Linked DNA regions of Homo sapiens: region 2 is linked to region 1. Evidence: read pairs that join two places in POLR2A ChIA-PET (ENCODE). Cell type or tissue: PC-9. All regions are shown on one strand. Each heading gives the region's core, and the rest is flanking DNA. Links, peaks and the distances in the headings are about the cores only. Region 1 overlaps FBLN2 (fibulin 2). Region 2 has its middle 28 kb from the start of FBLN2.

What was found. Peaks named below come from ENCODE experiments on the same cell type or tissue, not always from the same donor. Only the 100,000 strongest peaks of a DNase experiment are listed, where the experiment ranks them.
Region 2: POLR2A ChIA-PET joins it to region 1 with 5 read pairs; 4 of 35 experiments call an interaction of 5 or more read pairs at or near these places.

Annotation. Positions count from the first base shown.
Region 1 is chr3:13,573,573-13,589,515 of GRCh38, reverse strand. The region is part of intron 2 of FBLN2 (fibulin 2); the gene reads right to left. Among named protein-coding and RNA genes, the nearest start is that of FBLN2, 32 kb to the right of the region's middle. RefSeq lists enhancers at 11,178-11,931, 11,932-12,685. In PC-9, for the core only: no CTCF peak of the experiment used is centred there; DNase peaks (open chromatin) are centred at 8,695 and 9,095; H3K27ac peaks cover 1,983 bases.
Region 2 is chr3:13,512,700-13,528,642 of GRCh38, reverse strand. No RefSeq gene overlaps it. Among named protein-coding and RNA genes, the nearest start is that of FBLN2, 28 kb to the left of the region's middle. RefSeq lists enhancers at 2,141-2,744, 9,482-10,371, 11,745-12,673, 15,420-15,579. In PC-9, for the core only: no CTCF peak of the experiment used is centred there; a DNase peak (open chromatin) is centred at 4,062.

The DNA of each region.
Region 1 (15,943 bases), core at 4,408-12,407:
GTCTGTCCCAGCTGCTTAGTGTGGACTGGGGTTCCAGGTGGAACCCTGGGATGTTAGTGAGCTGTGGCTGGGAGAGTCACAGTTACCAAAGGGGGCTTGATGGTGGGCTTCAACAACATGGGTGGGAGGGGCTGTGAGACCCCATAGTATTTGACTTCCAGCTGCTCCTTAGAAAGCTCTGGAAAGTGGTATGTTCGCAGTCAGAGGACCCATGGACAAGCCTCACCCTTCCACAGCCTTCCAGGGAGCCAGTGATGTGTGCGACTGTCATCCGCATTTTCATGGGTTATTTTTGTTGCGATGTCTAGGGGCCAACTCTATGCAAAAGAGAGAAAAGTATCTTGCACAACTCTGGCCTGCCCTGATTCAGGAGAAGCACAGAAATTCTTGACAAGTTTAACTCTGTTTAAAAAGAATGTGTGGAACTTGCAAGGCACTAAAAGTGTGCACTGTCCCTTCTCAGAAAGAACTATGAATTCTCTCTTTCATTATTATTTAAGGAACTGCTATTACCTAAGAGACTATACTTCTGCTCAAACTGAAGTTTGATGTAATTCTGATTCTTAGAATGATGTTTTGTGTTACTTATAGATGAATCTTATAAATGATTTAATTCTGTTGCTTTTTCTTTCTCGCTTAATTTCCAGCCCATCATACGTACAGTTTAATAAGAGATATTTAACTACATAGCAATTTTGGTGTTCCCACACCAGTATTTACTATGAGAAACGTAAACATACCTTTTTAGAAACATAAATAATGATTGATAAAAAATCAAAGTAAAAATATCACATAATATAAACTGGATCTTTTTTTCTCTTAGAAGTAAACAGGCAGTGGGGCACCAGCACTGTCCAGCGTGGTCTTCTGCAAAGCCTCGGGTGATCCGTGCTGGCCGGGGAGGCGTTGACTCAGAAGTCCTGCCTGGAGAAGAGGCAGCAGGTACCCTGGGAGCAGCCACCAGCCGTGCTCTGCCAGAGCAAAGCCAAGGTGGTCTGGGACCTGGAGCTCAGGGTTCCCAATGAGAAGCCACAGGGCCAGGCTGGGGCCCTTCCAGAACCAAACGCCCCGTGCCTCCGCCTGGCAGCTTTCCATTTCCCTTCACCCCACACAATCATGCGTCACTTAACGAAGGGGTCACGTTCTGAGAAATGCGTGGTTAGGTGGTGTCGTCATCGTGTGAGGACATAAGAGTGTCCTTACCCACACCTAAGTGTCATAGACTACTACACACCTGGGCTGCATGATATAGCCTTGCTCCTAGGCGACACACCTGTCCAGAACATGACTGTACTGAGTACTACAGGCAACTGGAACACAATGGTAAGTATTTGTGAATCTAAACAAAGCTAGACACAGAAAAGGCACAGTAAGAGTATGATATAAAAGATAAAAAGTGGTTCGCCTGTATAGGGCCTGCAGGCCCAGAAAATCTGAGACAGGTCTCAGTTAATTCAGAAAGTATTTTGCCAAGGTTGAGGATACATGCCCAAGACACAACCTCAGGAAGTCCTGACCACTTGTGCCCAAGGTGGTTGGAGTGCAGCTTGGTTTTGTACATTTTAGGGAGGCAGGAGACATCAATCAAGCACATTTAAGAAACACATTAGTTTGGTCCAGAAAGGCAGGACAACTCAAAGCAAGATTGGGGGGTGCCTCCAGGCCACAGGTAAATTTAAACATTTTGTGGTTGACAATTGGTTGAGTTTGTCTAAAGACCTGGGATCAATAGAAAGGAATGATGTTTGGGTTGGGATAAGAGGTTGTGCATGGTGTAGTTTTATCATGCAGATGAAGCTTTTAGCTAGGCTGTAAAATGTTTCTTATCAGACTTAAAGTCTGTGCTGAAGTTAATGTGAGAGATATAATGAGGCCTCTCTGACCCCCACTTCCCTTCATGGCCTGAACCAGTCTTTCAAGTTAAATTTTAAGAGCGCCTGCTGAGAAGGAAGTCCAGTTAGATGGTTGGTGGCGGGGGGCCTTAGAATTTTATTTTTGGTTTACAGGGCCCTTACCATGCATGGAGCTTGCAGACTGGATGCTGCCGTGGGTGACTCAATGAGTGAGTGGTGAGTGCATTTGAAGACCTAGGGCACTACTGTGCACTACTGCAGATTTTAGAAACACTGGACACTTCAGCTACACTAAATTTAGTTTAAAATATTTTTCTTTCTTCAATAATAAATTCCTCTTAGCTTACTGTAATGTTTTTACTTTATAAATTTTAATTTTTTACCCTTTTGTAATAACGCTTACCTTAAAACATAAATGCCCTCATTGTACAGCTATAGAAAAATATTTCTTTATATCCTTACTCTATATGTGTTTTTATTATTTTTTTAATTATTTATTTATTTTTTTTTTTTTTTTTGAGACGGAGTCTCGCTGTGTCACCCCGGCTGGAATGCAGTGGCCCAATCTGGGCTCACTACAAACTCCGCCTCTCGGGCTCAAGCGATTCTCCTACCTCAGCCTCCTGAGTAGCTAGGATTACAGCCCTGCGCCACTGTGACCGGCTAATTTTTGTATTTTTAGTAGAGATGGGGTTTTACCATGTGGGCCAAGCTGGTCTCAAACTCCTGACCTCAGGTGATCCGCCCTCAGCCTCCCAAAGTGCTGGGATTACAGGCATAAGCCACCGCACCCAGCCTATTTTCAATTTTTTTTTTTTAACTTTTAAATCTTTTTTCTTAAAAACTAAGACATAGGCCGGGTGAGGTGGCTCCATCCCATAATCCCAGCACTTTGGGAGGCTGAGACAGGCGGATTGCCTGAGCTCAGGAGTTAGCAACCAGCCTGGGCAACATGGTAAAATCCGTCTCTACTAAAATACAAAAAAAAAAAAAAAAAATTAGCTGGGCATGGCACCATGCGCCTGTAGTCCCAGCTACTCAGGAGGCTGAGGCAAGAGAATTGCTTGAACCCCAGGGGTGGAGGTTGCAGTGAGCCAAGATCACGCCACTGCACTCCAGCCTGGGTGACAGAGCAAGACTCCATTTCAATAAAAAAAAAAAAAAAAACAACTAAGACATACGCCAGGCGTGGTGGCTCATGCCTGTAATCCCAACCCTTTGAGAGGCCTAGGCAGGCGGATCACGAGGTCAGGAGTTCACGACCAGCCTGACCAACATGGTGTAACCCCGTCTCTACTAAAAATACAAAAATTAGCCTGGCGTGGTGGCGGGCACCTGTAATCCCAGCTACTCAGGAGGCTGAAGCAGGAGAATAGCTTGAACCCAGGAGGCAGAGGTTGCAGTGAGCTGAGATCACGCCACTGCACTCCAGCCTAGGGGACAGAGCGAGAATCCATCTCAAAAAAAAGAAAAAAGAAAAAAAGAAACTAAGACATAAACACACACACTAGCCTAGGCCTACACAGGGTCAGGATCATCAATATTACCGCCTTCCACCTCCACATCTTATCCCGCTGGGACGTCTTAAGGGGCAGTAACATGCAGGGAGCTGTCATCTCCTATGATAGCAATGCCTTCTCCTGGATACCTCCCAAAGGACCTGCCAGAGGCTGTTTTATAGTTAACTATTTTTCAAATAAGTAGAAAGCCAAATAACACACTAGCGCACAGTAGTGCCCTAGGCCTACCAAAATAACAACAAAAACATAGTAAATACATAAACTGGTAACACAGACATTCATTATCAAGTATGATGCACTGTAACTAACTACACGTGCTAGGCTTTTTGTTTTGTTTTGTTTTGCTTTTTTGAGACAGAGTTTCACTCTTGTTGCCCAGGCTGGAGTGCAATGGTGCGATCTTGGCTCATTGCAACCTCCGCCTCCTGGGTTCAAGCGATTCTCCTGCCTTGGCCTCCCAAAGTGCTGGGATTACAGGCATAAGCCACCACGCCCAGCCCATGTGCTAGGCTTTTGTATTACTGGCAGTGCGGTAGGTTTGCTTATACCAGCATCACCACAAACACGAGTAATGGCTACGCTGTCACTAGGCAAAAGGCATTTTTCAGCTCCTTCAGCTTCACCATAATCGTATGGGACCATCACATATAGAGTATATCATTGATGGAAATGTCATTATGCAGCGCTTGACTGTACCACCAGGCCCGCCTTCCTAGAACTTGACCAGGCACTGATTGATCTGATTCCCCCATGCACACCCCCCACTAAAATACATCCTTCCTCTGTCTAGTTGCTCCTGCAGAATAACTGGCCACTCTGCACACTCAAAGTGAAGCAATCAGCACTGATCAAAGGTGCCTAGGAGAGGTCAGGGTAACACGCTCACCAGCCTCACGCCAAGCAGGAAACACTTCTATCCTGATGGCCACGGCTGGTGGGGGGTGTGAGGCACAAAGCCAGGAAGCCAGAGAGCTCCACTCAAAGCCCAGCCATGCCCCCACCAGCCAAGCAACCTCTGGCAAGACCCTTGGCCTCCCTGCTCCTGCATCCAGGCTCCAGGGGCCACACGGTGACAGATGAGGAATTGTGAGGTCGTCCTCCATCACTCACCCACCACCAACCCAGCCCCAACTGCCAGGTGGGCCAGCTTGGTGGGGAAGGGACAGAAGCACAGCCATTCTCTGATCAGCTTCCACCTCTAGCTTAGACCTGTGCCCTGAGCTCCATGCTCAAGTTCCCACCGCCAACATGGCATCTCTACCTGGGCATCTGAGCTCACTCTAACTCCTCCCGTGTGAGCATGTGAGGAGCACACAGAGATGAGCTTGAGGCTGCTCATCTCACGCCCATGCCTGTGTGGTGGCATTGCGGACAGTCCCTGATTCCCAACCACCATACCCGCACGGCCATCCTCCCCAAAGCCTACTGCCCACTCCCTATCTGCCCTAGACCCACCTTCCACCCGTCAGCCCTGCTCTTTCTTGAGGGAGGCTGGCCTGGAGGGTGGCATCCTGGGGTCCCCATACAGGCACAGTTGCCTCTACCTATGGCCACGGCTACTCCCTGGAGCCTCGGCTCTCACCAGTCTCCCCTGCAGGCCAGGGGTGGAGCTCCCACTGTTGCTGGTCCAGGTACTGCACAGTAACCTGCAGGTCCCTGCCCTCAGCCCTCCATGTAGCCTCACCATGACACTGATCCCACCAGCTCTGACTCAGCTGGGATGGGAGGTCTGGGCAGAGAGAGCCTGGGTTGGAGTCAGGGCTCCTGGGCCCCCATCCTCTGCACCTGCAGAGCTCTCAGCCAGCTCCTCACCCAGCACTGGACCTCTGTGTCATCCTAGTGGTGTCAGGAGGGGTGGCAGAGGGAGAGTCCAAGCTATGGCAGCAAGCAGGTGCCTGTAGTGTACTTTGTGGGTGCTTTAAAAATATGTGAACGAATTGCTAATATTTACAAATTGGGAGCTGTCATATGAAGTTCCAGATCCCAGGCTTCTTGTAGAAAATCCAAAATCTTGGACCATGCCAGGCCTCCACGGCCCCAGGGCAACAGCAGGAGCGACTGCCCTTGTGTTCTAGGTACAGTCTCTGGTCCCCACGGCCCCCACTTTCCAACAAGCTGTTTCACTCCCAGACTTCTAGTGCTGCTTCTCCATTGCATGCATTCTAAAGGCCAGCTGGCCACAGTCGCTGGAGTTAACAGCAGGGACCCTCATCCCTAAGGGTCTTCACCTTTGTGGTTCCTGCTGAATCTCTGGCACCCAAAAGGTGAGGGGGGCAGGCTAGAGGACGGGGCTGGAAGCAGGAGAGAAAGCCTCTCACTCCCTCTCTCCCTACTCCTCCACCCCCAGGTTCTGGGCCCTCTGTGCCAGGCAGGCTTGCCTACCTGCTAATCCCACCTTTATATATGGGGTCTATCACTGACCAAAACGTCCTTATGTGGCCCTTGACTATACTTGGAACCACAGTCCCACCAGGTCCACCGGCCTAGACCTTGACCAGGAAGGTACCAGGGAGAGGCCTGAGGGGTTGGGGCAGGGGGGCGAGTGCAGAGCCTGAGGCCTGCCAGCTTGCCCTGGGCTCAGCTTTGCCCCTTGAGGGCCAGCCATCCAGACAGTCCTGAAGCCTCAGTCTGCCCACAACAGGGAAATGCCTGCTCACACTGGGCAGCCAGGCAAACTCAGGGAGTCAGCAGGCAGGAGGTGGAAGTGCCCGGTGCAGGGGGCCAAGTCAGGGGTTGGCAAACGTCTACTTCACTGGTTTCAGGAACCATGGACAATTCACTTAACCTGCCTGGGCCTCAGTCACCTCGTCTACAAAATGGACATAATGATGACATCCCCTCACGGGGTCACGACACATAATGGACTGATACGCGTCCAGTGATTAACACAGTGCCTGGCACATAATAAATGCTCCACTGATGCAGGGTGACCTGTGAGGGTGGCAAAGAGGGCCCCGCATGCAGACTCAGTAGAGGAGGGTGCCCCTCCCCTTGTCTGTGGGAAGCCAGCCTTGCAGCCAGGCAGTATGGCTGAAGGAGGGGTCTCGCAGCTCGCGCGTTTGCTGACGCAGTTGGCAGGGGCCGAAACAAGAGTGCAGCATGGGAGGGAGACAGCCAGTGAGGAACACGCTGCTGCACATCTGGAGGCAGCTGGAGTGGCAAACATAGCAGCGGAACGGCCCCTGCCCAACCCTGCCAGGCCTGGCTCCTCTGCTCTTTTGCCAGAGGGGACAACTTCTGGCCACCAGAAGATACACATCTACATCTGTTTGAAGAAACAAGAACACAAAGCCCTCTTCTCATCCCTCCCCCGCCACCCCAGTTCCTGCAGAACCTCTGGCAGGATGAGGCAAGCAGCCCGTGGCCCGGAGCAGCACTCTGTGCTGGCTGCCGTTAGCCCGCCTGCTCCTCTCAGTAATCCTGAGACTAACAGGACCGCCCCATTGTACAGATGCAGAAACTGAGGCTCAGAGAGGGTGAGTCGCTTGCCTGAGGTCACACAGCCACGAGCGGCAGAGGCAGGAATTCACTCTCTGAGGGCCAAAGCAGGCTCAATCTCACTGCAACTTGGCCCCAAGCCCACTTTCCCAGCATGGAGGCCGAGGAGTGGACAAGGGGGTGGAGGTCCCACCAGAGCCCCAGCCCACACAATTCTGATCTCAACCAGAAGCTTCACCTCAAAGCCCCGGATGCTGCAGGCCAGAGGTCCTAGAGGCCCACAGCCTGGCCTAGCCTCGAGGAGGTGCTGGCAGGTAGAGGATGCCGACATTGCCCGCAGGGAAACTCGCAGCACAGATCCTGAACTCCAGCTCACTGAGGCCCCCAGGATTCTGGAAGGCTCAGGAGGCCAAGGACTCCTAGGCATGGTTCAGCCTCAGGAAAGCCGCATCTGCTGCCTTGGCCTGGGTGCGTGAACAGGATGCAGCCCAGGGCTCGAAGGCCGCCACCCTCTCAGCAGGGCCTCAGGACTTGGAACCACAGCATCCGGGACGCCAGCCATGAGTGGAGCTCTGCTCTGTGGCAGGCCTCCCCTGCACCTGGTGTCCACTGCAGGCTTTCTTCCCATTGAGAACACAGCTCTGGGAGGAAGCCAACAGTAAGCCCCTTTTACAGATGAGAAATCTTGAGGCCCAGGACAGTTAAGCAATTTGCCTGAGGTCACACAGCTAGTGAAGGGTCGAGCCAGCCTCTAACCTGGGGAGCCCTGTGCCAGGACCCAAGCAGAAAACACAGAGATGCCTTTTATGTCAACAGATCTGGGTTCAGAGCTGGGCTCAACACTTCCTCGCCCTAGGCCATGGCCAGGCACAGGTTGACACCACGGTGGGAAGGGACTCGTAATCCCTTTGCTGTAGGGTCACTATGGGAACTAAATGAGAGGAGGCACGTGAAGCACTGGCACGGGGTCTGGGGCTTGGTGGTCAGGCACGGGGGCACCCACTGAACTGACCGCCTGCATTCTCCCCCTCCTTAATCCCCACCATGGCAGCAGGACTCTGCAGTGACTCTCGTGGCCAGGAGCCTTGACCCTGGGCTGGCCTCTTGACTGGCTGCCAACACAATGTGGCAAAAGCAGCGGCCCTGCTAGTTCGGAGCCCAGGTGCAAGAGTCTGTGGGTGTTGAGGTTTACGGCACGCATACTACCTCAGCCTCCACGTCTGATTGGCCACCTAACTTAGATGATAAATTCCTGCTGTCTTTCCTCTACTTCAGCCCAGAGAGCTCCTTCCCCAAACCCACACCTGACCTCCAGGCCAGCAGGATTCCAAAATAACACCTCCGTCCAGGAAAGGACTTTGCATTGGTTTGTTTCAAATCTCAGGCCTGCTTGCTTTAAAGTGCCCAACCACTACCGGACTTTCATGTTCCCCATCCTGGACCCCAGTGAAAGCCAGTGCCCCAGGCCCACACCTCCCCCCCACCCCCCACCTGCCGCCCCTGACTTCCCCGCGTGTGTGTGGCCCCCAGGTGCACCACGTATCCCCCAGGAAGTAATAAAATCTCAATCTCCATCTCAAGTCTATCTTAATCATTGAAGGAGTGCTCTCCATCTTCAAGATCCTAAATTAAACACCTGTGTGTTTCTAATCTTTCTCTTGGACCTCTGTTTCCACAATGAGAACACGCCAGAGCTAACCAGCTGGAGACCACGTGGCACAGACATGAGCCATCCTGGCTGAGGCCATCCCGGACCAGCTGAGCTGCCAGGTGACCACAGACACACGTTCAGGCCCAGCAGGTGTCAGCCACGCCTGGCCAGGTTAGCAGGACTGCCCAACTGGCCCGTGGACTTGGGAGCAATAATAAATGTGCACTGTGTGCGCTACGGAGGAGCTGTGGTTGCCTCACTTGCATTCCTGTGACAATGGGTAATTTATACATGGCCGAGGTGTGTCCAAGGAGGAAAGACTAACATTGGTTTAGCGAGAATGGCAGGAAGGCCACCCCACAGCAGTGTTGGTGGGAGTGTGACCAGTGAGACTCACTGGGGAACCATCAGACGAGGTGGGTGGAGAGCTACGCACACACAAACTAAAACCACCAGGAGAGGCTGCTCCCCACCTCTCAGACTGGCAAAGTCCAGAACCTGCTTAATTTCCTCTTTAGCACTTTCACCATCTAACGTGCCAGATTTCAGATGTTCATTTTGTTGACTGTGTGAATCCCCACCCCACGACTGGCAGCTCCAGTCTTGTCTGTTTTGCTCACCCTGTCTCCCCGGCTCCTGCAATGGTGAGAGAGGCACTCAATAAATATTTGTCGCATGAATAGAACGAGGAAAGAGACATTCTCATGACTGCAGGTGTAAGTAAAATCCAGTACACCCTCCAGGGCGAACAAGTGAACAACGTCTACCAGGGCTATAAAAATACGTCCATATAAAAAAAAATTACATCCATATCTCCTAGAGCTGAGCCAGCCAGCACCTCTCAACTGAAATGCACAGGCATAAGGACCAGAAGCCTGGCAGAGAAAGCTCATGGCCTCCACTGGAAACAACCCCAATGCCCCCAGCCGGGGAACAACAAGCTAGGCAGGGTCGATCCCTGCAACGGAACACTATGCAACAATCAAAAAGACCCCCTCCCGATACACGCAATGGCACGGTCATTCATTTATAAAAGTTTAAGAGCAGGAAAACTAACCTCTGCCATTAGAAGTCAAGAGAGGTGGTTTCCTAGGAGGGGCACAAAGGAGGCTTCCTAGGGCCGGCTCTTGTCTCATGAGCTGAGGGTCAGCTTCACAGGTGTGTTCACTTGGGAAAATTCATTTGAGTTGTGTGCTTCTGACAGGTTCTAGTGGTTATGTGTCAATGAACAGCGTACAAAGAAAAAAAGCACAGACACATCGACCTCACAATTCCACACTGGGGCATGGTGTAGAGATGCTCACAGCAGCATCGCTTTTTAAGAGCAAAAGACTGGAACCAACCTGAATATCCATCAGTAAGGGAACCGGTAAATCAAAGATGGGGTTTGCATGCTGTGGGGCACCACGGCCATCAAACACAGAAAGGGGACTTTCCATGCAGTGACAGGGAAAAGCTCCAAGATCCATTGTTATTTGAAAAAGGCATAGAACAGAACGCTGTGCGTCCTATGTTAGTGCTTGTGAAAATACGTGCACGCACCTACATGCTTGTAGTTGCACTGACCAGTGGTTCTCAAGTGTGGTCCTGGCCCTATAGGGTCTCCAAGACCCTTTCAGGGATCCATAAGGTCAAAATTATGTTTGTCATAACATTAGGACATTGGTTGCCTTCTTCATACACTCTCCCCCAGTGCAGTGTATAGTGGACTTCTCTGGAGACTACATGACAGTGTGATGATGTCATCACTTTGAGGCTAATGGGATGTGTGCTTGCGTATTCTAGAAGTTTCTAGAGCAATCTCATGAACACATGCTCAGCATCATTAGTCATCAGGGAATTGCAATCTAAACCACGATGAGATGCTATTTCATACACACTAGGATGGCTATAACAACTGGTGAGGATGTGAAGAAACTGGAACCCTTGTGCACTGCCGGTGGGAATGTAAAATGGTGCAGTCGCTCTGGAAAACAGTCTGATAGTTCTCTTTTTTTTGAGACGGAGTTTCACTCTTGCTGCCCAGGCTGGAGTGCAAAGGCGTGATCGTGGCTCACCACAACCTCCGCCTCCTAGGTTCAAGCGATTCTCCTGCCTCAACCTCCCAAGCAGCTGGGATTATAGGCATGCACCACCACACCCGGCTAATTTTTTTATTTTTAGTAGAAACGGGGTTTCTCCATGTTGGTCAGGCTGGTCTTGAACTCCCGACCTCAGGAGATCTGTCTGCCTCAGCCTCCCAAAGTGCTGGGATTACAGGCGTGAGCCACCACACCCGGCCTCAGGCTGGTAGTTCTTCTAAGGGTTAAACACAGAGTTACCATGTGGCCCAGCAATGCCACTCCTAGATATGTTCCCAAGATGAATGAAAACATGTGTCCATATAATAAACTTACACATGAATATATATAGCTGCATTACTCATAATACTGAAAAGCTGGAAGAATAATGTCCATCAACAGATGAACAGATTTTTGAAATGTGGTATATTCATACAACATTATTCAACCATGAAAAGGAATTAATGACACATGCTACCACATGAAATGGACCCTGAAAACATCGTGCTAAGTGAAAGAGTCACACACTAGAAACCACATAGTGCATGATTCCCAGAGAGTCCAGGGATATCCAGAATATGCAAATCCATAGACTCAGAAGGAAGATTCCTGGCTACCGGGGACTGGGAGAAAGAGGGAATGGAAAGTGACTGCTACAGATGTGGGTGTCTTTCTGGAGTGATGACAATGCTCTGAGATTAGATTCTGGGGATGTCTGCACAACTCCAAATCTACTAAAACCCACTAGATTCTGCTCCCTCAAAGTGGGGACTTTATGACATGCAAATAATATCTCAATAAAGTGGTTTTATTTGCATAAACTAACAGAGTTAGTTTTTAAAATTAAAGAAACCCACCGCAGGCCTAGCCTTGGCCCCAGACCCTCAAGATGGGTTGGGTCCGGCTGTGAAATGCACGCATTTTGCCCAGGCAGGCAAACACAGGGAGCACCCAGCTACCAGCCACCCAGACCCACTTGTACCTCTAGGTCCCCCATGGGAACCACAAGCCCTCCTCCTCCACTGGGAGACTGGGGCCCCCTGCTACAGCCCCAAGATGACAGTTTTCTCTTCCATGAAATGGGATGTCCATGCAGAGTATCTCCAGGTTGCCACAGGGTGAAACTTGCTGTTTCTGACAGATGCCCCTGAGCAGAGGGCCTGAACCCAGCTGCCCCCGGGCTGGTGGCAATGAGACCTGGGGAGCTGGCCTGGAGGGGACTGCAGCAAATGCAGGGCACCTGTCCAGCCACGGAGCTCTGTGGACCTGGGGCAGCCACCTGCTCCCATTCTCTCCAGCAGAGCCTCTATGCACAGCTGTGCTCTGGGTCTCTGTACTGACAACAGAGAGGATGTGTTCCCTTTTGGGAGCTCCTTGTGAGGGCCCTGTACCAACTCTGCCACTCCTCCTAGCCAGGGATCCTGTTAACACATAAGTTGGCCAGTGTCACCCCTTTGTTCAACACCCTGCTGTAGCTCTCACCTCAGAGTAGAAGCCAAAGTCCTCATGGTGGCCACAGGCCCTGGACAGCCTGCCCCAGTGACCTCCCAGATCTCCTATCCCCCTCCCTCTCCCCCACTTATCTCGGCTCCACTGGCCTCCTGTCCAGGCACCTTCCTGCCCTGGGGCCTTTGCACTCGCCGCTCCCTCTTTCAGGTGCACGCGTGGCTCGCTCCTCCCCTTTCAGCTCTCTGCTCGGGTCACCGCCCCAGGGAGGACTCCCCTGTCCATCCACCCTTCCTCTCACTGTGCTTTTTTTTTTTTTTTTTTTGAGACGGAGTCTGGCTCTGTCACCCAGGCTGGAGTGCGGTGGCGCAATCTCGGCTCACTGCAACCTCTGCCTCCCGGGTTCAAGCGATTCTCCTGCCTCAGCCTCCTGAGTAGCTGGGATTACAGGTGCCTACCACCACACCCAGCTAATTTTTGTATTTTTAGTAGAGACAGGGGTTTCACCATGTTGGCCAGGATGGTCTTGAACTCCTGACCTCAGGTGATCCATCCACCCACCTCGGCCTCCCAAAGTGCTGGGATTACAGGTGTGAGCCACCTCACCTTGCTTTAATTTCTCTTAGCAATACCTGACATTACAGCAGATAATTCCCATGGACTTGTTTACTGTTTTCTTCCCCAACAGAATGTCAGCACTGTGAGGTGAGGGTGGGGACCATACCTCTCATATTCTCTGCAGAGCCCAAGGGCCTCTAGCAGGGCCTGCACACAGTTGGAGCGCTATAAATACTGGGTGGATAAATGAGTGAACCCGGGGGGGGGGGATCCCCCTGACCACCCCTTCTCTCAGTAATTCCTCCTCACCCTAGTTCTCCTGCCATCCTGAGCATTCCGACCTCTCTCCCCTCTGTTCCAAGCATTTGCTTACACTGTTCCTGGCCAGCTCAGATAGCACCTCCCCTGGGAAGCCTTCCTGAATCTTTGTGCCTTCACTCATCCCCCTCCCCCAGCTCCAGCTCTACTTTCTTCCTGTCTCCCTTCTGAGGTTTCTAGAGATCTGTCCCCACAGTTGGATGCCTGTGTCTTGTTCAATCCCATATCATTTACTCTACAGCCTTCATCAGGTGTCAGCTCTGAGCATGTCCTGGCATCCCTGGGAAGGCAGAGATGAACCAGTATGGACTTGGTTCACAGACTGGGGGCTGTGAGGAAGAGAGGCCTGTGTGATATCTGGGAAGGCTTCCTGAAGGAGGGGGCATGAGGGGCTCTGCAGTGTCAGCAGTGTTCCCATCTACTCATTCTGCTGCCCATAGCTGTGGCCTTGGGCAAGGCTCTTAACCAGCTTGGATCCTGTTTTCCCATCTCCCAAGTCCTCCCACAGCACTTGCTGGGCATGGACCATGTGCAAAGCCCATGCACATGCAATGAGGGTGAAACTGGGGTCTCTGTGGGTTCCTCCAGGCCTACCGGCTGCCACCCCTGCCAACTCTGCTTCCAGCCTGCTTACGGTGGGCAGGGCACAGAACTCGCCCTTGCCGAGCACCTCCTGGGTGCCCGGCTCTTGTTTCTGTGATATGATCCTCCCAACAAGCTGGGGAGGTAGGCTCCATCTCCCTATTCTCAGCAGAGCACAGTCCAAGAGGTGTGGCTAGCAGCACCAGGTCACAGGCGGGACCTGGTGGTGGGAGGTGGTGGGCTGGGATGGGGGAGGAGCGGAACATGCATGTTGTGGGTGGAGTGTGTAATGAAGTGCACGTGTGCCAGGGAGGGCATGCAGCCAGGCTCAGAAGCGTGGTGCATGCAGTGCAGCTTCCAGGGTTTCTGAAATAGAAGCAGCCCCACCCCTGGCCCCCAGTCCTGCCTCTTGATGCCCGAGGCCTCTCTGTGGTCTGGGCTGTGGGATCCTAGAGAGCAGCTTTGTTATCAGGAGCCCCAGTTTTCCCCTCTGCCCTGAGCTTTCTCAAATAGATTTTTTAGGTGTGGGCTTTGATGAGGACTGCTGGCTGTTAGGCCCCCAACTGAGTCCCCCTTATCTTGTCTGACGGCTGATCTGGCAGGGGACCCAGCAAACGCAAAGGCCCAGAGACCAGAGTTAGGGCAGGGACAGGCAGCTGCAGCGTTTGGTGTGCAGGGAATGGAAGGTTTAAGGACCCAGGGGTAGAGGATGAATTCAAAGGGGACCCAGAAGCTCAGGCCTGGCCAGATAAACATCCACAGCCGCACCCCAACTCTCACCCTTCTGCCCACCCATGGCCCACTTGTCATCACGAATTCATGGGCTCTGGCTCAACCCACAGAATCTGAGCATGCGGCTTATGGTTTTGTGCCTCAGTTTTTCCACCTGTAAGCAGCAGGGAAGTCCCTGCATCATGGGGCTGCTTTGAGGATTAAATGAGCTAATTTGTGTCCAACACTCAGCTGAGGACTTGCTGAGCAATTAGAAATGCGACGATGATTAGTCACCGTCTGTCCTCAGCCCACCCGCTGATATCTTCAACAGATACTCACAGAGCACCCTCACTGAGCCAAGGCTGCGACAGTGAGCAAGGCAGACGCAACCTCGCCCTCGTTTAGAGTCTAATGGGGGAGGAGGGCGTTACAGGGATGTACACAGGCAGGTTTATCCCTGGTCACGGCCATGTGCACGCAGCATGGGAGGGGTGGGAGATGGAAGCCCAGCGGGTGGGGGATCGGGCTGCCCAACTGAGCCTCTTGGGGGAAGTGGGGTTTGGACCCTAGCGCCCCTGGCTGCTGTTGTTGGGGGAGGCCTTGGGGGATCTAGATGATGGAGCAGCCCTTGGTGAGGAGAAGCTGGGGAGGTGGCTTTGCCCTGCTCAGCCCTGGGCCCTGCAGAAAGGGAGGTAATGGGGCCAGAAGTGACCCCTCCAGCCGCGTTGCCATGGCAGCCCTGGGGCCTAGAGAAGGGGTTTCCAGCCAGTGCCCCAGGCCTGGCTGGGCTGGGGGTCCTGTCTTTGAGCTGGAGCCCTGCCAGGGATCCAGACTGCCTCGGCCAGGCCATCCCTGCCTCTGAGCATGTCCAGATGTGGCCTAATGGAAGCCACATGCCCGGCTCCCTGGGCTGGGAAGAAGGGGTCTGACGTCTGTTGTCACTCAAGGGGCTTCGTGAGGGCGGCTTTTCCCGCAGGGCTGGCACAATGGAGGGCCACACGGAGGAACCCTCGGGCAGGGCGGCCCTCAGGAGGTCGGAGGTTCCCAGAGCAGCTGGGGGCAGCCCCTGACCTGCAGAAGGCCTCTCAGCACAGCCTGTGGCCCCAGGAATGCATGGCAGGAAAGGGGCCCCTTCCTCAGGGCCTCACACACGCAGGTTCTGCAGGGCAGGAGTATCTGAATGCTGTGATGCTCTGGCTAACAGGGAAACCCTAAAACTCAAATGACTGCTGCTGTCCACTGCAGACGCCCCTCAACACGGTGACTCTGTTAGGCACCGTGCTCGGCGCTCTGTGATTGCTGAGCCGCGTAGTCCTCACAACAGCCCTCTTAGTTTACAGGAGTGGAGAGTGGGCTACAGGGAGCTCAGGCCACCGCCTGTGGACACAGGGGCAGAAAGTGGTGGAAGCAGGCTTCTCTTCTGCCTTCTTCAGCTCTTCAACCTCTCACAGTGGTTCCCTTTTTTTTTTTTTTTTTTTTTTGAGTTTCACTCTTGTCGCCCAGGCTGGAGTGCAATGGCACAATCTTGGCTCACTGCAACCTCTGCCTCCCAGGTGGTGATTCTCCTGCCTCAGCCGCCCAAGTAGCTGGGATTACGGGCGCCTGCCACCACGCCAGACTAATTTTGTATTTTTAGTAGATTTGAGGTTTCACCACGTTGGCCAGGCTGGTCTCGAACTCCTGACCTCTGGTGACCCACCCACCTTGGCCTCCCAAAGTGCTGGGATTACAGGCGTGAGCCACCACGCCCGGCCCACCCTCTGACAGTGGCTTCTGAGTGCCCAGCATGTGCACAGGAGCCGG
Region 2 (15,943 bases), core at 3,609-11,608, 60 kb after region 1:
CCCTTGTGGTCAAACAAAAGATTGCAGAGAAAGGATGAAGGAGGTGAGGCATGGGCAGAATAGCTGTTATTTGCAGCTCCAGGGCGGCCGGGCTGTCTGCCAGCAGAAGCAGCCAAGGGTCTTGTTAACAGAGATGCGACGTCAGAAGCAGCCAAGGGTCCTGTTAACAGAGATGCGACGTGCAGAAGGTGGGAGTGGGGTGGCTCCTGGCAGACTCCTCCACCCTGGCCTGTTGTGGCACTCCAGCCTCTGTTTGGCCCTCTTTCCCACCCCTACTTCAGCTGTGCCTTCAGCACCCCCTCCCCGGCCCTGCCTTGCCTCCCCGCCCAGACCTGGGGTTCAGAGTGACCTTCTGCCTGGCATACCTCAGGGTCTTGCACCCCATCCGGGTTCTCTCTGTGGTTACTCTGGCCCAGTGGCAGACATAGCACATCGGACACTCAGAGCAGGTCACTTTTACAGTTATTCTTGGTAGTAATCACAAAATGAAAACATTGTATGGATGAACTAAAATGTGCACTAGCCAAGCAAAACCATTTCACTCTGTTTGCATTTGTTTCACTGTTTTAAATGTTAAACTCGAATAAAAACTCCATGTGGGCACAGAGAAAGAACTGAAATAACTCAATTTTTGTTTCTTTGTTTTTCTTTCTTTCTTTTTTTTTTTTTTTTAGAGCGGGTTTTGCTCTTTTTGCCCAGGCTGGAATGCAGTGGCTCGATCTCGGCTCACCGCAACCTCTGCCTCCCAGGTTCAAGCGATTCTCCTGCCTCACACTCCCGAGTAGTTGCAGGTATGTGCCACCACACCTGGCTAATTTTGTATTTTCAGTAGAGACGGGGTTTCCCCATGTTGGTCAGGCTGGTCTCAAACTCCCGACCTCAGGTGATTTACCCGCCTCGGCCTCCCGAAGTGCTGGGATTACAGGCATGAGCCACCAGGCTCAGCCATGTTTCTTTTTCTAATCACTGCACAGTCACTGATTATTTCAAACCCACTTCCTAAATGCAAGAGTAGGTAGCTGCACCAGGAACTAGAGACACAAGTTTATATTAAGCTGCTCAAATGATCCTAAATCACCACAAACAGACTCTCCAAACACATGCTTGTCATTGAATGGGCATGTTTCGGGGCTGACTGCATAACTGAGTTCTCCATGCTTATTAAAACAAAAGTCGGCCGGGCGCAGGCTCACGCCTGTAATCCCAGCATTCTGGGAGGCTGAGGTGGGAGGATCACCTGCGATCAGAAGTTCGAGACCAGCCTGACCAACATGGAGAAACCCCGTCTCTACTAAAAATACAAAATTAGCCAGGCATGGTGGAGCATGCCTATAATTCCAGCTACTTGGGAGGCTGAGGCAGGAGAATTGCTTGAACCCAGGAGGCGGAGATTGCGGTGAGCCAAGATGGTGCCATTGCACTCCAGCCTGGGTGACAAGAGTGAAACTCCATCTCAAAAAAAAAAAAAAAAGTCACCAGAATATGCTAATGTGAGCATACATACATGTTAGTAAAACTTAACAGTATCTACAGCAATTGTTTAGCACAAGGAGCAATATTCTATCATTCACCTTTTTTTAGATTTTTCAGAGCATGGTGATAATAAAAAGCAGCCTGGCTTTTGGCCGGGTTCATTACTGATTCACATCAGGTGCAGCCAATGCACCCCTTACTGGCTGTCCCAGGACAGACGGTTCCTGCCTCTCACCTTAGCCTGCCACACCCCTAGCACTTCATTAGCTGTGAGGAAGGGTCCTGCCTGACGCCCCCAGGCCTAACCCTCTGACCTAACCCACAGATCCTATGGCTGGAAACTGTTGCATATACCCTGGCCCCCACCTGGAGACACCAGACCACCTCGGTCCTCACCCTGACTATGTCCCGCCTGGGCAATCACCACCCCTGGTCTAAGTAGTGGCAGGGTTGACCCGAGGAGGAGGTCTCTGGGGATGAGGACATTTCTGGCTCTGCCCTGTGACCCCAGAGGGACACTCGTCAGGGTCCCTCTCACTTTCCCAGCCCAGATGGCTGTAAGTCCACCCATCGCAGATGTGCCGCAGCAGCCAAGCCCCACACCAGCAGGGACGCCGTGCCCGGCAGGCAGCCTGGGTCAGCCCGTGCCTGCCCACCAGACTGGTGACCCTAATCCTGTGTGCAGACAGGGCCAGCCCGAAACCCTCCCTTGCACAAAAGGCCTTTGTTCTGCTGCCCTTCCTCCCTGTCCCCCATGGCTGCCTTTTCTTCAGCCAGGGAGGAAGGAAGCTCCCTGCCGAGCACACCACCTCCAGGCCCGGTGCCAGCCGTCCCTTCCCATCCTCATCCCTGTCCTCAGCTGAGAAGAAACTAGAAAGGCCAGGCGTGGGCTTTGTGTCAAGCCTGAGAGGGTTTGCTCCTGATGCCACGCACTAGCTTCCCAAGTCTGGGCTTGTTCCTGCCTCTCTGCAAGCCCACTTCTTGGACATAGAGGTGTCCTCCTTCCTGGAACAGATTTGAGCGCAACAGGAGACCACATCTCCCTCCCTCCTTGCTGTGTCTCCGGCTCCTCAAGCCCCATCCAGACTCCAGGCCCTGACCCTCACCAAGCCCCGAACCAGAGCCCTCCTCCCCGTGTGGCTGGCCCCGATGACACAGGCCCTGATCACGCGGAACACTCTGAATTCTTACCCAATTTATTTTTCTTCCCAACCAGCAGTTCTCAAATATGTTGCTCTCAGGATCCCTTTAGTAGGATCACCGGGTTTACTACATAAATAACAGTACAGAATGCCCAGTTCAATTTGAATTGCAAATAAATAACAAATAATTTTTTTAGAACAACTACTTCCCAAATATTGCACAGGACACACTTCCATTGTATCTGGCAAGCCTATTTTCCATACTCTTAAAAATTATCAAGGACTTCAAAGAGCTGTAGTTCATGTGAGTTATGAAAACTGATATTTACTGTATTCAAAACTAAGACAGATGAATTATTAGAATATTTATCAAAGTATAAGAGAATCTTTTTAAAAGAAATAATACATGTTCACATAAAGCATTTTTATGAAAAAGCTACATTTTTCAAAACAAAGAAATCAGTGGGAAAAGTGGTGTTGTTTTGCACTTTTGCAAATCCTTTTAATGTCTGACTTAATTGAAGACAGCTGGATTTTCATAGCTGTTTCTTCATTCAGTTCGTTGCGATATGTGGTTTTCATTGAACTATGTGAACAAAATCTGGCCTTGCACAGATATGCAGTTAGAAAAGGGAGGAGCATTTTAATAGACTTTTCAGATCTTTGTGAATATTTTTCTTTGCTATAACACCAAAACTCAACGAGTGTTAATTTCTTAAACTTTATTCATGATGCAGAATTTGGAACCATATGAAGAGCTTTTCATACTTGGTTACACGAAAATCCATCTGTCTTTTTTTTTTTGTTTGGAGACCAGGTCTCACTCTGTCACCCGGGTAGGAATGCAGTGGCGCAATCTCAGCTCACTGCAACCTCTGCCTCCCAGGCTCAAGAGATTCTCCTGCCTCAACCTCCCGAGTAGCTGGGATTACAGGCGCGTGCCACTCCCGCCAGCTAATTTTTGAGTTTTTAGTAGAGATGGGATTTCACCATGTTGGCCAGGCTGGTCTTGAAATCCTGACCTCAAATGATCCACCTGCCTTGGCCTCCCAAAAGTGCTGGGATTACAGGCATGAGCCACTGCACCTGGAGTTTTGTTTTGTTTTTTAAGATTGAGTCTCACTCTGTCACCCAGGCTGGAGTGCAACGGTGCGATCTCGGCTTACTGCAGCCCCCACCTCCTGGGTGCAAGAGATTATTGTGCCTCAGCCTCCCAAATAGCTGGGACTATAGGCACACACCATCATGCCTGGCTAATTTTTGTATTTTTAGTAGAGATGGGATTTCAACATGTTGGCCAGGCTGGTCTTGAACCCCTGACCTCAAATGATCCACCTGCCTGGGCCTCCCAAGGTGCTGGGATTACAGGAGTGAGCCACCTCGCCCAGCCTGTCTATCTTGTTCTTTGAATGGCTTTTTTTTTTTTTTACCTTCACACATATTGTAACAACATGGGTTGATCATTTAAAGAATATTGGTTCACTCACCTTCCAAATGTTGACATATCTTATTATTCAATAAGTAAACATCACAGTTTGCTGATATCCCTGCCAATCTCATCAGAAAAGTCTGTAAGTATTGGCTCCTGGTGCTGGTACAAGTTTTTGTTTGTTTTTTTGTTTTGACACAAGGTCTCGCTCTGTCACCCAGGCTAGAGTGCAGTGGCCCAATCACAGCTCACTGCAGGCATGCACGCCAACATGCCCAGCTAATTTTTATATTTTTAGTAGAGATGGGGTCTTGTTATGTTGCCCAGTCTGGTCTCAAACTCCTGGGCTCAGGCAATCCTCCCAAAGTGCTGGGATTACAGGTGTGAGCCACCATACCTGGCCAGTTTTCTAACATTCTAATTTTCACTTGAAAGCTGGAATCTTTTCACTGGCAACAATTCCTGTCAGTTGTTTTCCTTGAAGCGACAGCTCATTTTGATCATTTTCAAGAAAATATCTGCCACGATACCAAGTCTGAATAACCATAGCTTGCCATTTTTATGAAACCCTTGGGTTCTATATAAACGTGGCTATTTGGGCTGACAACTCAAACATCTCACGTGTGCCTTTTTTCTGAGAACCATCACACTTGGGCTTGCTTTATGTGCACTTCCCACTTTGTCACGAAGAATATTCAGAAGATGTGCACTCAAGGGTCAGGCTCAACACCACTGCTAGTCTGTGCGCTTAGCAAGGATGTGACCCAGGTGTGCTGGTGAAGACTATAGGGGCCACCAACAGGTGCACCACGGCCCCGACTGTGCTTTTCTCCTCATCTTCTGCATCATTCGAGCAAATGTCAGTGAAGGAAAGGGGCTAATGATATCTTAGGATCATTATGAAAACCATTTGACCCTGTGGATCTTCTAAGAGAGCCTTGGGATTCCTGGGGGTCTGCGGACCACACTTCGGGAACCTCTGTGTTGCATGGATTTATTTGTGCCTCTGCCACTGGACTGTTGGCCCCACGAAGGTCAGGGTCTTTGTCCCCCATTTTCTGCTGTGGCCCAGCCCCTTGAACAGTTGCCTGCCTCTCCTTAGAACACAGAATGGACAATCAGGGCTTCTCCTCCCTGCCCAGAGAGACCCACGGTCATGAGTTTTGGTGTCTATGCTTCCAGGTATTTTTCAAGGGGTTTCCATGCATGGTTACTCCTCCAGGAAATAAATGACATTAATGCAAGACATACTTGCTGAGTGCTGACCATGCACACAGGGGCCCCAGCAGGCAATAAGGCGCACAGATCTCTGCTGGCCTGGGGCTGACCACTGTGTGGGGAGACCACCAGCAGGCCCATCAGTAAGCCAACACGCAGAAGGTCAGCTGGTGGCACGGGAAGCAGGGGGAAGCTGGGCGGGGCTGGCACGAGGGGAGGGTAAATATGAGGCACATCAGGCAAGGCCTCCCTGAGAAGGTGATAGGTAAGCAAAGAACTGCATAAAATGAGAGAGCAAATCATGTGGATACTTACTGAAAGAACAGCAAGTGCAAAGGCCCTGAGGCGGGAACACGCTAGCTCCCTGTCCTGGCCAACGACACCTGGGATACATTCCACACTCCAGAGACATTTCCAAGCATTGGCCATGTGCCCGGTGCTGCCTGAGACCCTCATGGGGCTCATTCCAGGGGGAGGAGAAAGGCAATAAAAACAAATAGGTAAACAAACACATCTGTGTCCAGAAGTGGCAAGTGAAAAAAAAAATACAATGGGGAAAAAGAAGAGGGAGTAGCAGGATGGCTGTTTTTAAAACAGGGCCCAGGGGAGGCTTCTCTGAGGAGGGGACATAAGGAAGAGGTGGGGGAGCTCTGCTGGCTTCATTCCCATTTCACAGATGGGGAAACTGAGCTTCCAGAGCTCACCAGCCTGCCCAAAGGCACACAGCTGTGCAGGACAGAGTCAGGAGAGGACCCAAGTCTCTCAGGTACTACCGATAGATACCTGCTGTCTCATGGCAGCAGGGCCCCAACTCAGGGTGAAATCTGCCAGAGCTTGGCAGGGCCTCCCTGCACAGCCCAACAAGGATAACATCGACAATAACAGTAAGAGCTGTGGCAGCCCGGACTGCTTCCCCCTCCGAATCCTCACAAGCGCCCTGTGAGAGAAGTGCTAGTATTATCCCCACTTTACAGATGAGGAGACTGAGGCTCAGGGAGGGTGTCTCACACCTAGGACCACAGGCACACTGACTCCAAGACCATAATTTTTATTTTCACAATTTCCAATACAAAACACCTTATAGTTGAATACTGGCATACTCACATTAACACATAAAGTACATATCTTTTTAAAGACCTCTTTATTCATATATAACTCACATATCATATAATTCACCCATTTAAAGTGTATAATATGGTTCGGCTGTGTACCCACCCAAATCTCATCTTGAATTGTAGCTCCCATAATTCTCATGTGTGGTGGGAGGGATCTGGTGGGAGGTAATTGAATCATGAAGGGTGGGCTTTCCCATGCTGTTCTCTCGATAGTGAATGAGTCTCACAAGATCTGATGGTTTTATAAAGAAGAGTTCCCCTGCACAAGCTCTCTCTTGCCTGCCGCCATGTAAGATGTGACTTTGCTCCTCCTTTGCCTTCCACCATGATTGTGAGGCCTCCTTAGCCATGCAGAACTGTGAGTCCATTAAACCTCTTTCCTGTATAAATTACCCAGTCTTGGGTATGTCTTTATTAGCAGCATGAGAACAGACAAATACAATGAACAACTCAGTAGTTTTTAGAATATTTGAAGGATTATACAATCATCATCACAATCAATTTTAGGACACTTCCATCACCCCAACAAAAAAATCTCACGTCCACTAGCACTCATTCCCCATTCACCACTCCCCGCCCTAGCAACTGCTGATCTAGCTTCTGTCTCTATGGATTTCCCATTCTGGACATTGGAGACAAATCGAAGCATACACTCTGTGGGCTTAAATGGAAGCATACACTCTGTGGGCTTTTGTGTCTGGCTGCTTTCACTCAGCATGATGTTTCCAGGGTTCATCCACGTGGTCGGGCTCATCAGTCCTTCATTCCTTTTTATGGCTGAATAATATTCCACTGGGTGCAGACACCACATTTTACTCATCCATTCATCAGCTGATGCACATTTGGGTTGTTTCTGCCTCTTGGCTCACATTTATGTGACACAAAATTGTAAACCAGATTGCCACATCTACACCCATACGGGCAGATCACTTCCGTATAATTAATGTATTCATGGAGAAAACAGTCAAGAACCAAGGCCTGAGTGGAAGGGTTCATGCCACAATGGGCAGGTGTATGCTGCTCTCCAGGGTCTGCGCTGTATGTTTTTATTTCAGAAAGTTTCTAGCAGAAGTAGAGAGCGTAGTAAAATGACCTCCCTTCTCAGGAACCCCCAGGTTCCCTGCCCGGGACAGCTGCTCTTCCCAGCAGCTCACACACTGGCCCCTCTGGGAGTGGGGCTTCTGGCCTGAGAGTCCAGTGTCCCGTGGGGCTGTCAGGAAGGGATGCTGGTACCAAGCAGTCACCCAGAGTTCCTGGCTACACTGCCAGCCTCTCCCTGGGCCTAGCAGGGTCATCTCTGGATTGATACCTGCCTTGTGGGGCTGAAGGGGTGGAAAGGCCTTTGGGGGCAGGGACATGCAGGTGGGGTGGGGGCCCCCTGAGGTAGCTCAGCACTGTCTCACCCCAGCAGCACCTGGGCGCCCAGGGCAAGCGCCCTTCCTCCCCTCAGCCTTCTCTGCCCCCTGCCTTGGAGTCCCTTCCATCCAGCAAGTTCCAAGAACAGCCTGGAAAGAGCAGGAGCGGGGAGACAGAGGCCTAGGGAGTGTTGGGACTTGTCAGGGCCACACAGCATGTGCAGGGCAGGGACTCCGTCCTTCTCCATGGGCCTCAGTGTCCCAGTGTAGGCGATCCAGGTGGTCTTCCTCATGACAGAAAGGAGGACACACTGCAGCGGGGCTGGCTGTCATTTGCAAACCGCCTTGTGGTTCCTCCCTCCCATTTCACAGATGAGGAAACTGAGGGTCGGGAAGGAGGTGGGTTTCATTTGGCATCACACAGGGAGGCCAAAACAGAAAAGCCTTCAGGCCCAGGATCTCTATTCTTCCCTGGAGATGGGACTGAGGTTTCCTGAGGACAGAAGTTCCAACGGAAGGCAAGGAGGGGAAAACACTATGTTGATGTTGCTGTTTTGTTCTTTCACTTTTCCCTTGTTAGCCCTACTCTGTGCCAGGCCTTGGGAGAGGGTTTAGCCAAGTTCATGCTGGTGTTTTCCTCACAACAGCTGTGGGAGGAGGGAGGCTCCACCCCATTTTACAGATAGGGAAACTGAGACTCAGAGAGAAAAGGTAACTGGCTCAAGACTAACAACAAGCAAGTAGCAGAGCCAGGGAGGGGCCCAGGTCAGGGGCTGGGGAAGACCAAAACAAGATGAGGCCTGAAGTGGGGAGAAGGCATCCAAAATACCAAAGCTCTTCCCTGTCCTCAGTCTCCCAGGCTTCTAGCCATGGCCACCCACCACTTCTGGAAGGGGCCTGCTCTCTCGTGCCCCTGGGCTTTTGTACATGCTGTTCCTTCTGCTTAGAATGCTTAGCTCAAACGTCTCTTCCTCCAGGAAGCCCTCTTGGGCTGGAATAGCTCCTCAGGCCGAAAGCCCCTGAGCTTTCAGAGCACTGAGTTTGCTGGGCTGCTCAAGGGTGGGCTAGAAGCTCTGGGTCCAGACACTTGGAGGCTCTGCAGCCAGTGGACCTCTCTAGGAGGAAGAGAAGCTGATGGCTTGATTCTTGTCGGAGCTAGAGGACTTGCAAGCTAGCATGGAGCTCCACCCACGCTCTCCATGTTCCTGCAGCTGAGACAGGGGCTGCGGCGCTCTGAGGTCCATTGGGGTCGCTGTGGGTGCCCAGCTCCCTGGCCCCGCCCCAGCCCCAGCAGTCTCTCCAATGCTCAGGCTGCAAATGGGTGGGGACTCCTTGGGGACCTCATCCCACCTCCTGACGGGGGACCAAAGAGGGAAAGGGCCCCCAATCTCAGCCTGGCTGCCTCTTGGGAGAGGAGATGGAGGAGAATGGGGGCAGAACTCCCGCAGTGCTGGGAGAGGCCTGCCAGGCAGCCAGGGAGGCAGGAGCGGCAAAGATGGGGTTTCGGGGTAGGGGCAGTGCAGTCTCAGCCTAATCCTGTGGGTATCGGGCGGCAGCATCAGCACCACTGCAGGAAGGCCTTCCCAACAGACGCACACACACCATTGTCCCACTCCCCAGACTCTCCGTGTTTATTTCCCTCTTGTCCTCATTAGAATGTCTTCCAAACAGTCCAGCCCTGTGTGTCATAGGACCTGGGGGCAGGACTTCCAGTAATGCTGGGGCCAGGGTATCAGAGGAGGGAAGGATACCCGGCCTCGCCCACCCCCAGAGGTCTGGAGTCATTGGGGAGGGAAGAGGGGACTCTGGAGACAAAGTCAGCCGAAGCACTGTCACCAAGCTTCCCCCAACCCAGGAAGCCGCCCCTCCAGGGTCAGCCTCGGGGAAGGGAAGGACCAGCCCTGAGGACAACTCAGGGCTGAGTGTGCGACACCCAAGGCACAGTGAACCCAGAGTCCTGGTCTGCGAGGCCCACGGGCTGGGGCCTGCCTGGGTCTCGCCAGCCCTCCCAAGGCCTTGGCCCCAGGCCCTGATGCCTGGTCCCAGCTCCCAGGCCCTAGACTCTGCCAACCCTGGCAAGATGCCCTCCCTCCCCTCAGCAGGCGCCGCCTTCCTCCCCTAGCCCAGGAATTGCCCCATGTGTCCAGCCACACGAGGAGCTCCCGGAGCTGGCTTTGTCCCAAGCATCCTTCCAAGCAGAACATATCTGCTCCCGCCTGCAGGCTTCCCCGGGCCTCCTGCCACCAACCCTTGGGGGGGCAGCCACAACATTTGTGCTGAGCCCAGGCCGACAGTCCCTGGCACTGCCTCTGCAGGCGGGTGCCCACTCTTCACCTCGTGCCCGAGAGACCTTGGTAGAACGCTGGCCGAGCCTCCACCCTGCACTTTCTCCTCCCCACCGTCTGGCCTACATTCCTGGGATGGACCCAAGTTCCCATAGGCAGAGAATCCATCCCTGGGCTGGCATCGTTTGGGAAAAGCATCAAGGACTTGCCTGGAGGTATCCAAGGACTCCGAAGCAAGTGCCAGAGCAAACCCCACCCGTGCCTGCTTCCTTCCTCGGGCCCTCTGGATGGATAAGGGGAGGTGGAGGAAGACAGAGGCACAGAGGTCAGACTGCAGACCAAGCCTTTGGTGTACATGACAGCCAAGCTTTACCTCTACGGCATTGTGTTGGTGGCATTACTGTCCCGCTTTATAGAAGAAATGGAGAAAAAGAGAGAAAGGACCTGCCCAAGGTCACACAGCCAGGAAGTGGCACAGGCAGGATTGAACCCAGGACCCATTTTCAATGCCCCTGAAACCAGCCTGCCATGCTTGGGGCCTGAGCCTCACTTGAGCGGGCATGGGAAAGATGGCAGCCTCCTTCCCATCAGTGGGTAGGGCTGGAGGTCGATGGTCTTGGACCCTGGATTCACAAGGACCTTGGAGCCCAAGTCTCCACGCAGTAGCTGCCTCCTCCTGGATCAAGTTTATTAGGCCCTATAACTGGGCTCCTGCCTCAGTTTCCCTTGCTGCCTAGAAGGCTGGGTCCTGCTGCTCCTCCTGGGTCCAGGAGACAGTTCCTGTGTGGCTGTCCTGACCAAGGTTACAGATCCCTCACCTTCCTTCTAAGGTGGCTCCTGGTGCTCACTAAGCACATGTGAGCACCCTGGCCCCGGACCCCACCATGTGCCTCCTGTCCTTTTTCCTGGGCCTTGAGTTGGAAGGGCAGCAGGGACAGAGGGCTCCGCCCCCGGTTTCTCAGTAGAGGTAAAAGATGGAGGCCGACAGAGGGTCAGGGCCTGCCTCAGGCCACCCAGTGCACAACCTGGGTCAGCCAGGGACTGTCCCAGGCCTGGGAGCTGCAGAAGCCGAGGGGAGGGTGGGGCTGCCGGGGGCTGGGGCTGATGACTGCTCTATCTTCCAAACAACAGCAGCAAGGGATGGCAGCCAGGCTGTCGGGACAGCCTGTTCCCATAGCGGGGCCCAGGGGAACCTAGCCTGACCACACCTCGGCTATGCCGGGCCTGACATCTGTGCAGCTGCATCGGGTGACCCAGGCTGGCCCTGTCCCTGCTCAGTTCCTCCGAGGGCTGCAGCATGGCAGTAGCCCAGGGCCCGCGGGTCCACCATTTCCGCGGCTGATGGGGCTGGGGGTCCTCCCCGAGGTCAGGGGACCCATCCCCTGCCTCTGGGGGCACCTGCCAGGCTGGTGGAAGAAAGAAGGGGAGAGAAAGCTGAGGAAGCAAGGGAGGGAGCTGCCACCCACTCCGCTTCTACTTCCTGCAGCTTCTGTGAGGGGCTGTCACCTCCGGAGGCTTGCTGTGGGTGCACATGGTACGCAGAGACAGTGGACGTGGCTGGCCCACACCAGGCAGCTGTGTGCGGCAGAACCCTCGCATCCAGCCTAGAGTGCCTATAGCAAGGGCTGCCATCAAGACCACTTGCTTCTGGGCATGGTTCTGAGTGCTTTACATGAGCTGACGCATTTATTCCTCACAGCAACCCCAAGAGGCAGCTACTAATATTATCCCCATTTTATGGATGAAGTAAATGAGACTGGGGCGGTTAAGTCATTCACCTAAGGTCAAAGGAAAGTGGGCCCTGACCAGTGCCGTCCAGTTTATCCCAGTACCGGTACCCCTGTGGATGGAAAGGGTGAAGCCTGTTCCTCCCACGCCCACTGATGTCTCCTCCAACACCGCCCCCCGCCTCCCCCGCCTGGCCTGGCTGCCAGCAACTCCTTGGACGCTCCAGGTGGAAAAACAATTGTGGGGCTGGCTCGGGTGGCTGGAGCAGCCGGGAGCTCCAGGCTTGGTGTCCCACCTATGCCAAGCCGCCAGAGCAGGGTGGGGGATGGGAGCACTTGCTCAGGAGCAGGGTGGGGATTCAGAGGAGACGCTGGGGCCCACCAGGGATGGCAGAAGCAGGCCTCTACCCCGGCCTGGCCAAAGTCGGCTCTGGGCCTGCTCCCCACAGTCAGAAGGGCAGGGGGAGCCCCCCAGCAGGCACCAGCCAACTTCCCTCCCGACTGGAGCAAATGACTGAGTCTTTACCAAGCGCCTACTAAGCACCGCAGGCCCTGTTCCGGGGGTCGAGTCAGGGACAGACCCAATCCTGCCCCTTTACTGCCTGGCAGGAAGAACAGGCAAGGAAACACACAGTCTCAAGAATGCTTGCTTGTTTCAACTCCCTGGGGATCTCAGTTTGAGCTGAGGAAACTGGGGCTCTGGGAGACGAAGTGAATCGCCCAAGCACTCAGCAAGGCCGAGCTGAGATTCTGAGCCCTCGTGCCTGGGCTCTGAACTCACCCAGATCCCACCTTGGTGCCAGCTGCTTCTCATTGAGCACCTACTGTGTGCTGGGTCATTCCCAGGCCCGCCCGACCCTCCCAATGGCCCCCCAGGTGGGTATGGCCATTGCCATTTTAGAGAAGCGGTAGCCGAGGCTCCGAGTCGGGGAACCACTTGCTGAGAGTCACCTTGCTGGAAAGGGACCCCACCCCAGAGTGTCTGACCCCAGAGCCCACAGCCTCCCCCAGACTTTTTCTGGAAACTCCTGGCATTTAGGGGAGTGAGAAAGAGCTGTCCTGAGCAGGTCAGAGTGGTGTCAGGGATGCTGCCAGTGGGGCCACCTCCTACACTGGGGACAGCTGGGGGCTGGACCTTGGCTGACACTATCCTTTTACAATGATACGTTATTCATCTAGCTTAAGCCACACAGATGAGAACTCTCTAGATAATTTTGGTCTTTCCTTTTAGACAACAACACAGTTATAATTTAACTATTTTAAGAGGACATGAAGTCTACACAATGTCTTCTCTGCGTTAATTACCATGGTGAACCATTTTCAGGCCACAGACCAGTACAGTGAAGGTCTTGGTGCTCAGTGAGATAGGGAACGTTACTTGCACCTACACAAATGGCCCCAAACTGATATTTTGTTGTTATTCTTGTTCTTATGTCTGCATTTAACGGTTGTTCTGTCTCTCTCTTATTGTTGAGCTGTTATTTCTAAAAGCGCTAAGGGTTTGCTCTGGAAAGTAGAAAATAAGCTTGATGCATCTTGTGAGTGTCTGAGTTATCAATGGTTCTGCTGTGAGCAGAACTTAACAACAAAGGGAATTCACCAAAATAATAAATTACACCAAGTACTTATCGAGCTAGAGAAGCTCTGGGGACTCAAGGATTAAAATCAGGGTCTTGATTATGGCATGGTCACTAGCCTTTGCAGCAATTGTTTGCAAATTAGAAAAAGGCTCCACTTCTTCAAAATACTTTACTAGTGCCTACTAGAAAATTATTTTAATCAATACACAAATCTACTGTGATTACCGTGTAACAGCAGCCTCGAGAGTTGTGCAGTGCACAACCTGTGCAGATGCTCATGGCAGCCCTATCTTGACATCACCAGAATTCCCTCTTTTCCATCATGTTTTTTCTTTTTCTCCCTTCGTTTTACTATTTCATACCTCAGACAGGCTTTCTGTTTGTGGTGGGAAATATGGCTTCTCTAAAACTTGATAACTCAGAAGATAAAGTCCTTCCTCTTCCACTCAAAATGTAAAAGTAATGTAAGGACTCTTGAGTCACATGATATCTCTAAACCATCCCTATGATCAGGGAAATGGAAAGTGTATCAGCCAGGCTGATATCAGTAAGGTTATGCTGCAGAAACAAACCACCCTTAAGCATCAGGAGCTTAAACAATCAAGGTTTATTTATCGCTCACACTGGATGTCAGCCCTGGTTTGACTGGGAGACCTGAGTCATCTGGGATTTCAGGGACCCAGACTGTCGGGGGCTACAGCTTGAAATGTGCTCCCTCCATCGCTGTGGCAAAGGGGTTGTGGAGAATCGCACACTGGCTCTTAAAGCTTCCACTTGGAGGGCACACAAGCCACTGAGCTCATGGTTCATAAAACAAGTACATGCCACGTCTAGCCATGCAGGGGATGGAGGTGCAGGCCTGCCCAGCCTGGAAGAAGCCTGGTCTAGGGTTATCTGAGCTTGAATCACACACTTACACAGCCCCTGGAATCATAGCCTAGGTGGGCAGGGCACTGTGACTGTTCCAGCCTGGGACTGGGGAGAGGGAGCTCTTCAAGGAAGCAAGAAGGATGTCACCTGGCCCCAGGCAACCATGTAGGGCAGCTGCCAAGACTCAGCCAGCCTGGAGCGGCCACACCCAGCCTCTGGGCACTGCGGCCAGAGGAACCCGAAAAACCCAAAGGGACAAGAACTCCAGGGAAGAAACACACTCCGGCCCCGCAAAAAGCATGGGAGCAGCTGGACCTGAAGACATCTCTTCTGCCCGCAAGAGAGGCTTCAGATGTGCAGCCCTGGATGTGTTCACACCCTCTGGAGGCAGCCATGGGTGGGCAGAAGCGCCGGGTGAGTAAGGACCAATCATCCACATCCCCTGGTGTGGCTGAGACCTTCCTAAACTCCTGTACCACACTTTCCAGCCCGGTTTTACAGAGCAGGCTACTGGGGCTTGGATGGGTCAAGGGACCTACTTAAGTTCACAGAGCCAGCTGGGAAACCTGCATGTACCAAACACCTACCACACACCAGGCTGCATTCCATTCTCAGGAGTTCCCATCCCCAGGACACAGGAGAGAAAACGCAGAGGCCGGGCACATCGCAGTCAGGCGGGCCCACCCCCGAAGCATCTGCCCTCCCCACATCACTCTCTAGGTAATGGGGTTGGGAGGGACCCTTTGGGATTGGGGAGCCAAGGGGAAAGAGCAGCAGTCCTTTTTTAAAGGACGATGAGTGTGACACGTGACCAAGGAACTCGTGCACCAAGTGGGCGTCTGCCGGCTCGTGTTTAAGGCACATTCCTGAGCTCCAAAAGGAGAAATAAAACTGTTCCCTTGTCTGTGAGCTGAAGAGGCAGCAATATTGTGGGGTAACTAGGACCAGATGGGCTCCAGGAATTTCCAAAGGCCTTTTAGCATATTAGACAAAATAGCCTCCCAGACACACACGGTAACTTTGTCTGGCCGCCTGGTATCGGTTACCGAGACAACCGGTGGAATGCGCACACTGGCTGGAGGGTCCCAGAAGGGAGCGGGCCTCTGGCAAGGCCCCTGCACACTCCCCACTGCCACAGCAGGAGCCCCCCTCACACTTGATCCCTTCCCTCTGGTTCCAAGACCAGGGCACACCCTGAGAAACTCAGCCTCTCAGGGTTGGCAGGGGCTAGGAAAGTCCCAGAAACTGGGAAGTCCCAGATGGTTCCCACAGCCCCAAGCCTCCACTTGCACCCCTTTGAGGGGTGTGAGAGGTCACACCCCACAGGGCACCCAGTGTGGGGGTGACTGCGGCCAGCTAGGTGTCAGCCCCGGGCTCTACCACCCTGGCTGGGAGAGCCTTGGGGGGCCATCAAACCTCCCCCAGTCCCCTTTCCTCATCTGCAAAACATAGTTACGTGAGGACAAAGCCATTTGATACAAGCGTGGTGCCTAGAGTGTGCCAAAACTAGCAAGCGCTCCTTCTGCACTGGCCACTATCATGGTGCTCTGTGAACAGTTCTGGCTATGAGAAAGTCCTTTCTCACTCTGACTTAGGTAATATTATTAGCTAAAATTAACTGAGCATTTGCCACGTGCCAGGGCATCTGATGGGGGAAACGGCTGAGGCTCAAGATGGTGGTTGCCTCACCCAAGGCAGCACAGCTAGACCCAAGCAGCTAGACCCAAGCTCTACTCGCTGTGGACACTG